Linked DNA regions of Homo sapiens: region 2 is linked to region 1. A link is an interaction called in ENCODE POLR2A ChIA-PET data of the cell type or tissue named here. Cell type or tissue: Caco-2. All regions are shown on one strand. Links, peaks and the distances in the headings refer to the core of each region. The heading gives the core; the rest is flanking DNA.

Region 1 (4,390 bases), core at 77-4,076:
ATGAGGCCTCTGAAAAGGTGTCCAGGCAGGAAATTGTAAAGTACATTAAGTTGGGGGAAGGTTATAAATAAGCTACAGTCTTGAACAGCAAATGTTGCATGGGTGGAGGGAGCAGAGAGTGGAAAATTGAGTCAACTAGGGCTTTGGAGTCTGGGCTTTTCTCTGAGGCCATGGGAAGTCATTGAAGGATTTTGAAATGGAGAGGGATACAGAGTGATGGTCAACTGGCTGATAACTGGAAGCAGGGACAGGCTAAAGCAGGGGACCCCAACCCCTGGGGGACCAGTATCAGTCTATGGTCTGTTAGGAACCAAGCCACACAACAGGAGGTGAGCGGCGGGTGAGCAAACAAAGCTTCATCTGTATTTACAGCCACTCCCCATTGCTTGCATTACCACCTGAGCTCCTCCTCCTGTGAGATCAGTGGCGGCATTACATGCTCATAGGAGTGCAAACGCTATTGTGAACTGCACATGTGAGGGATCTGGGTTGTGAGCTCCTTATGAGAATCTAATGCCTGATGATCTGTCACTGTCTCCCATCACCCCCAGATGGGACCATCTAGTTGCTGGAAAACAAGCTCAGGGCTCCCACTGATTCTACATTATGGTGAGTTGTATAATTATTTCATTATGTATTGCAATATAATAATAAGAGAAATAAAGTGCACAATAAATGTAATGCACTCTGGTGCGTGGGAAAAACTGTCTTCCACTGGCCATGGTCTGTAGAAAAACTGTCTTCCACGAGACCAGTCCCTGGTGCCAAAAAGTTGGGGACCACTGGACTGAAGAGTAGATACAACTTTGGAGGTTATTGCAGTGACCTGGGTGATAGAGATGGAAAGTAATCTCTTACCTCTTTCTTGGCTCTAGCAAGGTGCCTCTGCCTTCTGCCCAATCTCCAGGTCCCTCTCCCATCCTCACCCTGAGTGCCCCAGGTAGAATCCCTGGGTCTCTGTGGTGAACCCTATTCCAAGATTCCCATTTTGATGGGCTGGCTTGCAACACAGTTTGAATCTCTGGTTGAGATCATTCTTAAGTGTTGCCTTTCTGGGGACTGGAGCCTGAACTTGGGACCCACCCACCCCTGATCCAACACACCATGTTGAAAATAGCAGTATGACAGCAGCAAAGCCTTCAGGGAGCTTGCAGCCCAGTACAGAGAGCAAGCCATGTGCAAGAATGACTATAACATAAGGCCAAGCATGAGTCACAGAGCTTTTTAGAATAGCTCTAGCTAAACAGCTATGGTTGTTCTAAAAAGAACGGATCAGGGAAGCCTTCGTGGGTCTCCATTTATTTGGGCCACCTGACTATTTCCATCAGAGCTACATGCCACCTATCACAAAGGCACGGCCACAGTGGAAAATGGCCAAAATCCCTCCTCACTTGGCCCGACAGGCCCTGCTCTCACCTCTCTGCATGTTCCAGATACCTGCTTTTAGCTCTTCTTGACTGAGACTGTGGCTGCTACCCCAGCCAGCCACGGAGGCATAGCTCTCCCTCTTAGATCTGCAAATATGCCCAAAATGGGATTGAAGAGGGGTGAAGAAAACAAACTTTGCAAGGAAAACAAGAGAAAAATACCAAGAATTATAAAAAGAAATATGTTTGCAGAGTGATTGTTTCTGGTTGCAAACTGAGCACTTAGCAAAATATTGACTTGCTGGGCACAGCCTTTGAGGGCCCCAGGCGGTGGTCTCTTGCCATTTCAAGATTTTCTTTGCTGAATACTTAAGAGATATTTGAATTTCTCTCCAAGCAGATAAAGGCTGGCCCTCTCCCAGGTGCCATGGGATCCTCAGTGCCTTCTTGAATCTGTCTGGTCTCCCATTTGGGTCCCTAGTTACCTCCATTAGACTGAAGCTGCTGCTCTGACACTGCCAGCTCTGTCCAGCAGGGCACATTTTGCCTGGGACGCTGCCCTCTGCTTGTGCCCCTGCCTGTGCCTCCTGTGTTAACCCAGCAGAGGCTTTCCTTCTTCCAACTCAAGACCCTCCTGACTTGAACCTGGAATAGTCCTCTCACCTGCCTGCCTCCCTGGCTATGCATGCTTGGTTTGCTGACCACTAAATGTCAGTTAAAACTTATTCTCTTCTCAGATAAACTTGCTCTGCACCCCTTGTGCATCCACATCTCACTCATCTACTTCCAGGCAGTCTTGAGAGCTGACACCCTCTTTCCCTGGCTGGGTCACACTGTTTCCTTCCCAGGATCAGAAATAGACACGACCTCCATTTTTACCTGTAAATCCCATTCTTCCTTTTACACTCACCCTCTGGTCTCCTGGATGGAGAGTGGAGTCATCCTGTTTACAGCAACAAGTTGGCAATTGCAGCAATGCCCTAAGCATCCTCCGTGCCTCAGGCCTCCCAGGCCCTCATCTGTATTCCACAGTTCAGCAGGGAAAGAGCTTTCCATAGTGCATGTCTTGTGCAACTTCCCCAGCCTCACATTCCTGGCCTCCCATTGTTCTCACAGAATACCTATGTCTGATTCACAGTCAACAGCACCCTGTGTGAGGCATTCCCCACCTGCCTTCCCAGTCTCAATCCTGGGCACTCCCCGTCATTCACCTTCCCTCCAGCCATTCTAGTTAGAGGGTCCCAAATGCACCCTGCTTTTCACCGGCCCTTCTGCTTCCTGCCTGCCCTACTCCATACACTGAAGGAATGTTTACTCAACCTCCACCAGGAAACCCTCTTTGACCTCCCTCAACAGAGACAGCCACATCATTCTCTGTGGATCCCACAGTGCTGTATTTGGACCTGTGTTACAAGATAATATTATTTCTGTAATTATGGATGTTCTGTCTCCCCAAGACATCAAACTGTGGCCAAAAGCCCAGACTCAGAGTCCAACAGAGCAAAGATCAAATTCCAGCTCCATCGTTTTCTAGCTGGGTGCCCTTCAGCAAGAGCAGACCTTAGTCTCAGCTTTCTCCTGTGTAAAACGGTAATAAAGATAATGAGACCTACCTTATAAGGTTATTGTAAGGATTAAATAAGTTAATGCGTATAAATCACATTGCCTGATACAAGGTAAGCTGCTATTCAATATTGGCTCATTCTATTTTAGAAACTGGAACCCGGCCGGGCGCAGTGGCTCATGCCTATAATCCCAGCACTTTGGGAGGCCAAGGCACGTGGATCATCTGAGGTCAGGAGTTTGAGACCAGCCTGACCAACATGGTGAAACCCCGTCTCTACTAAAAATACAAAAATTAGCCTGGCCTGGTGGTACACACCTGTAATCCCAGCTACTCAGGAGGCTGAGGCAGGAGAATCACTTGAACCCAGGAGGCGGAGGTTGCAGTGAGCCAAGATCATACCATTGCACTCCAGCCTGTGCAACCAGAGTGAAACTCCATCTCAAAAAGAAAAAAAAAAAAAAAAACAGAAAAGAAACTGGAACCCTAAGTTCTTACCACATAGGAACAATAACTAAATTTATTTAGTATTTGCTAGCTTTACTTGTATCAACCCATTTAATGTTCATAACAACTGCATGAAAATGTTGTTTTGTTATCTGTATTTTGCAGATGAGAAAATAGAGGCAAAGAGGCTAAAAAACTTGCCTAAGTTAATGCAACCAGTGAGCAGCAGATCCAAACCTAAGAAGTCTTGTTCCAGAGCCTTCTACTCTAACAACCATACCCCACTGCCTCTTTACATATTCACTAAACATTTATTATAAAACATGAACCAATCAACCCATTCAACTTTGTATCCTTAGTGCCTAGCATGGACCCAACACATAATGAGTTCTCAGAAACGGTTGTTGGTTAATGAGGAGCAGCAATTCCAAGTGCAAGGAATCAGGCTCTCCCTGTTATCAGTTCTCCTCACTTCTCCGTGTGTTCCCATGATTTTGACTCAGGGAACCCCAGCAGGAGTGGGCTTCCATCATCCTAGCACTTTGATCTTCACGATAAACAAGTGCAGTAAAGAGAGCAGGTTTCCTGTTCACTAAAGAAGGGGAGGAAGGCCCCTCTGCGGCCCAGGCAGCCATAGCTCTGCTCCAACCCACATGACCCCTGGCATCTGCAATGATTTGCAGAGAGAGAAAAGGGAAAGAGAGTGAGCCCCAGACAGGGAGAGATAGAGAGAGCATTTGACTCATTAGCTTCATATTAAATTCTGACGTTTGAACCTGACGGAATCCGAGTAGGGCTGGAGTAATGAATTAATCCCAGGGAAGAAGACAGGTCTACAGCTCCTCAGCTATTAGCAGCCCACTGTGCAGGGGAGCCCTGCTGAGCTGACATGTGTCACAGAGTTTGTTCCCCACCACCCGGCTCCTTGTGGAACCTCCCTGGTCTGGCCCAGTCAACCTCAGGAAGATTAGCACATGATAGGGATTCAACATGTGTTTGCCCATTGAGGCAC
Region 2 (4,390 bases), core at 259-4,258, 670 kb before region 1:
AATTTCATTTTTTAAGATATGAGATATAAGCCAAAAAAGATGAGTCTCCATCTATCCCATCACAGAACCTCCCAAGGCACACACACGCCCTCTCCCACACACACTCACACGCACACACACTTGGTTCTGAGCCCTCCTGTGTTAGACACTCTATAAATATCCATCACATTGAATTAAAATGGAAACTGGACCTAGAGAGAAGGGGTGTGGCTGTTCTCACTCTGGCTTTCCTAGTTCTTTTGCTGCTCCATCCCGATCCTGTAGCTGCCTGCAAAGGAGAACACAGAGGTGAGATTAGAAGGCCCTCAGCCAGGGTTTGAGGAGGCCTCTGGGAGTCAGCTGACTCACCACGGGGGCAGCAGCAAAGGCAAAATCAGGGCCAGGCTGGGAGAGCTTGGACAGGACACCAAACCCAGTCTTAAAGCAAATGCAGAGTGTGACTGAGAGAGTTTGAGCAGAGCAGAGCAAAATGAAAACCAGTGAGAACTAACTCAGCTGCAGAAGGAGCCATGGAAATTATCCGAGGAAGCAAAGCCCCCTCACTGGGAGGAACCTCTTTCTCTTGGCTAATTAAATTCCCAAGCTTTGGAAGCCTGGCCAGAGCAAGCGCCCTGGTTAACATCACGTAGGGCACACCCAGACCATGCCTGAGTAGGGGGATGAGGTGTGGGCATCTAGGCTTACTGAAGGCTAAAACAGCAATTTTTTTTTTTTTTTGAGATGGAGTCTCGCTCTGTCGCCCAGGCTGGAGTATAGTGGCACGATCTCTATTCACTGCAACCTCCGCCTCCTGGGTTCAAGCAATTCTTCTGCCTCAGCCTCCAGAGTAGCTAGGATTACAGGCACCCACCACCATGCTCAGCTAATTTTTGTATTTTTAGTAGAGACGTGGTTTTACCATGTTGTCCAGGCTGGTCTCGGACTCCTGACCTCAAGTATCTGCCTGCCTTGGCCTCCCAAAGTGCTGGGATAACAGGCGTAAGCCACCGTGCCTGGCCTATGACAGCAAATCTTAAAAATGCAGTTCTCTGAGGCTAGCCTCTGAAAGAATATGAGCAAATTTTACCCCCTTAGATTATAAGTTAAAGACCTCAAAGGGGCTTGTGGAAATAAGAAACTTTGTGGAGGATGCTGGAAAGAAGGTGGCTGGAATTTCTCCCTCGTGGGTGGGTTTGTCTCAGGCAGAGATCTCTCAGTTAGCCAGTCAACTGTCTCTTCCATCTGGGCAGTGCATGGGGACAGCGGCCCAGGCTGGTTAGCCAGGGACTACACATGGGGCTTGGACCTGCCCTATCCTCTGCAGCTGCTTCAAATTTTCTTTCATCTGCTCTCTCCCTGGTCTCCCCTCCCCTCACTTCTATAGACCTCATTGTCGCTTGCAGTGGCCTGAAACCCCACCCCTTCCCTAGGCTCCCAAACTTGACACCCCCTAAGATCTGATCTATGGCAGCAGGACTGGTGGTGGATCCATGAAATAATCATGATAATAATAATGAATAAATGAATTACCATCTATTACATTCTTAATATATGCCAGGGCCCTGAGCTAAGTGTTTTATAATGCAGTATTCCATGTAATCCTTTTAACAGTCTTGTGAAAGATCATTTAATCATTTTATAAGACCTGATTTATAAATGAGGAAACTGAGGCCCAACAGCTTGCCTAAGGTCAGTCAGATACCAAGCTTGTTAAGCCGGGATTCAAATTCCGAAGTGCATGCTTTCTCTCCTATGGAGAGGACTGGGGAGCAGGGAGGTCAAATTCCTTGACCCATCATTTCTCCTGCTTGTCAAAAGGGCTCAGAGTGCCCAGCCTGTATCCATCGTGGCCCTCACCCCCTCCTCTAGGCCCTGTCTCTAGCCTGAGATGGCCAGAAGCCTGGGTCCTTCACCTCAGTGGGAAGTGCTTCACCTCAGTGGATACCCAAGACCCACCATTCGCACTTGTCTGTGGTTTGTGTGTTTCTTTGTTTTGTAGTTTCATTATGAAACTAATGAAAAGTGACATCAGAGGAAGTAGTCGCTTTAATATCTTATTTGTTTCTCCATGGTGTGCAGAAAAAAAGAAAAGTTAACCTCGGAAAGTATTTTCCTTTTTTCTTAGAATGTATTTATTGTTAAATGTCAGATTCAGGAGGTACATGTGCAGGTTTGTTACATGGGTATATTGCATGGTGCTCAGGTTTAAGCTTCTAATGATCCCATCACCCAAATAGTGAACACAGTACCCAAAAGGTAGTTTTTCAACCCTTACTCCCCTCCACCTCTCCCCTGTTTTGGAATCCTCAATGTTTATTTTTCCCTTCTTTGTATTCATGTGTACACAATGTTTAGCTCCCAGTTACAAGAGAGAACATGTGGTATCTGGTTTTCTGTTTCTATGTTAATTCACTTCGGAGAGTGACCTCCAGCTGCATCCATGTTGCTGCAAAGGATCTAATTTCCTTCTTTTTAATAGCTGTGTAGTATTCCATGGTGTAGATGTACCACATTTTCTTTATCCAATCCATTGTTAACGGGCAACTGGGTTGATTCCACATCTTTCCTATTGTGAATGTGCTGCCATGAATATACAAGCGCAGGTGTCTTTTTGGCAGAACGATTCCTATTTATTTGGGTATATACCCAGTAATTTCTATTCCTTTGGTTATAGACCCAGTTCGCTTGCTAGGTGAAATGGTAATTCTATTTTTAGTTCTTTGAGAGATCTCCAAACTGCTTTCCACAGGGGCTGAGCTAATTTGCATCCCCACCAACAGTGTATACTCGTTCCCTTTTCAGAAAGTATTTTCAAGTTTGTCAGACTGGGGACACTGTGTTCTTTTCTACAATTGGCCCCCGAAGTGAAAAGCCCCTAGTAGAAGTTTCTCTGGGCAGTTCAGTCTCAGGAAGTCCCTCTCCCATGGCTCCATGCCCCTTCCCCTGGGCATGGTGTCCCTTTGCTTTTCTTGTCTTTCCCAGACTCTTCGTCTGCCAGCCCTACCCTGAGCTCCGAAGTCACAGTCAGTTGGGGCTGGTGAAGGTGGGGAGGAGCCTCCAGCACTGGCCATCCTCCTGGCAGGGGCGCTTTCCCACAGCACCCTTCTATTCTGTATGGCTTGGCTTTTGCAGTGACACGTTGAAGACCATCATTGCTGTTTATTGAACACTTGGTGCTCTTCTGAGTGTCTCACTGCACAGATTCATTTAATCCTCACAAGAATCTGGTAGCATGTTCATGGTTCGCATTTTACTGACAAGAAAATGGAGGCATAGCAAGATGGAGTCACTCATCCAGGCCCACAGCCTGCAAGTGTTGGAGACAGGATGTGAGCTTCAGCAGTCTTGAGTGCCCAAGAGTACTCTTCCTTTCTGGTACTGAATGCCGGGGACATTTAGTAGTGATTTTTTTTTTTTTTTTTTTTTTTTGGCAGGCTGGCCTAGGAAACTTTCTGCTGTGAATAACACAGCTCTACATGCCAAGTTCCAAGCAGCTGACGTATTAATGAGCATAGCTGTGGCCTGCCTGCTCTTTTGTGTCCCCCTCAGAACTTGAACAAAAGACATGCTCCATGGGTGTTGGGTGGGTGGTTGATTGATTGAATTTTTTACCCACAGGAAGCTCCACTGGCTTCCACAGCTTCTGAGGTTGGAGAAAGGAAGGAGGGAGGGAGGCGTGGTGGTCTATGTGAACAGGTTCCTCTCCATCGGCAGCTTAGTCCTGGGGTGCATGCTGTGCCTCCTTCTTGGGTAGATTTTTGGGGCAGACGCTATGGATTCCTGTGAAGTTGGTGAAGCAGATCCACACTGAACTCCCTTTCAACCTGGTGGACCCCTCATTCTTTTCTTTCAGCCTGAGGACCTGGCAGCCTCTGAAAGCACGTCTGCAGAACATGCTGAATAGGCCAGTGCCCACGGGAAGATAGTCCTTAGGGCTAGCTAGCTGCTGTACTCACTTTCCTAGGATGGCTGTGGGTTGGAGTTCATGGGTCTCCCAGGCTTCTTAGAGACAGAAAGAGCAAACCAGAGAAAGCTTGACTCCAGTGCCCAACCTAGGAGGAGGTCAGGCAGTATAGAGAGACACACAGGTTAGCTGACAGACATTTCAGATCTACCTCAGGCTCAAGATGCCACACCTGCTGTTACTTGTCCAGGGAGTCAGCCCTCGAGATGCCCCCTGTGGGGAGACCTCAGAGGGTGGGGAGACCAGAGGGAAGAACGGGAGGAGGGGGAAGAAGATGTCATGTACTGAACTGAGAACACTCAGGGAAATAAAGGATCTATTTTTTTCAATTTGTTCTCAGCAAACATTTGTCATTTAATTTCTTCCTAATTACACAATTACGTAATTATGTAGTATTAGTAAAATAAAGCCTAAAGACGTTTGAGTAAAGAATTACTTAAGTAAATA

The links. Peaks named below come from ENCODE experiments on the same cell type or tissue, not always from the same donor. Only the 100,000 strongest peaks of a DNase experiment are listed, where the experiment ranks them.
Region 2: POLR2A ChIA-PET joins it to region 1 with 5 read pairs; 2 of 35 experiments call an interaction of 5 or more read pairs at or near these places.

Annotation. Positions count from the first base shown.
Region 1 is chr11:116,364,748-116,369,137 of GRCh38, forward strand. All of the region lies in intron 1 of LOC107987166 (a long non-coding RNA gene), which reads right to left. Among named protein-coding and RNA genes, the nearest start is that of LINC02151, 130 kb to the right of the region's middle. RefSeq lists an enhancer at 2,312-3,049. In Caco-2, for the core only: no CTCF peak of the experiment used is centred there; a DNase peak (open chromatin) is centred at 2,464.
Region 2 is chr11:115,696,514-115,700,903 of GRCh38, forward strand. All of the region lies in intron 2 of LINC02698 (long intergenic non-protein coding RNA 2698), which reads left to right. Among named protein-coding and RNA genes, the nearest start is that of LINC02698, 39 kb to the left of the region's middle. In Caco-2, for the core only: no CTCF peak of the experiment used is centred there; no DNase peak of the experiment used is centred there.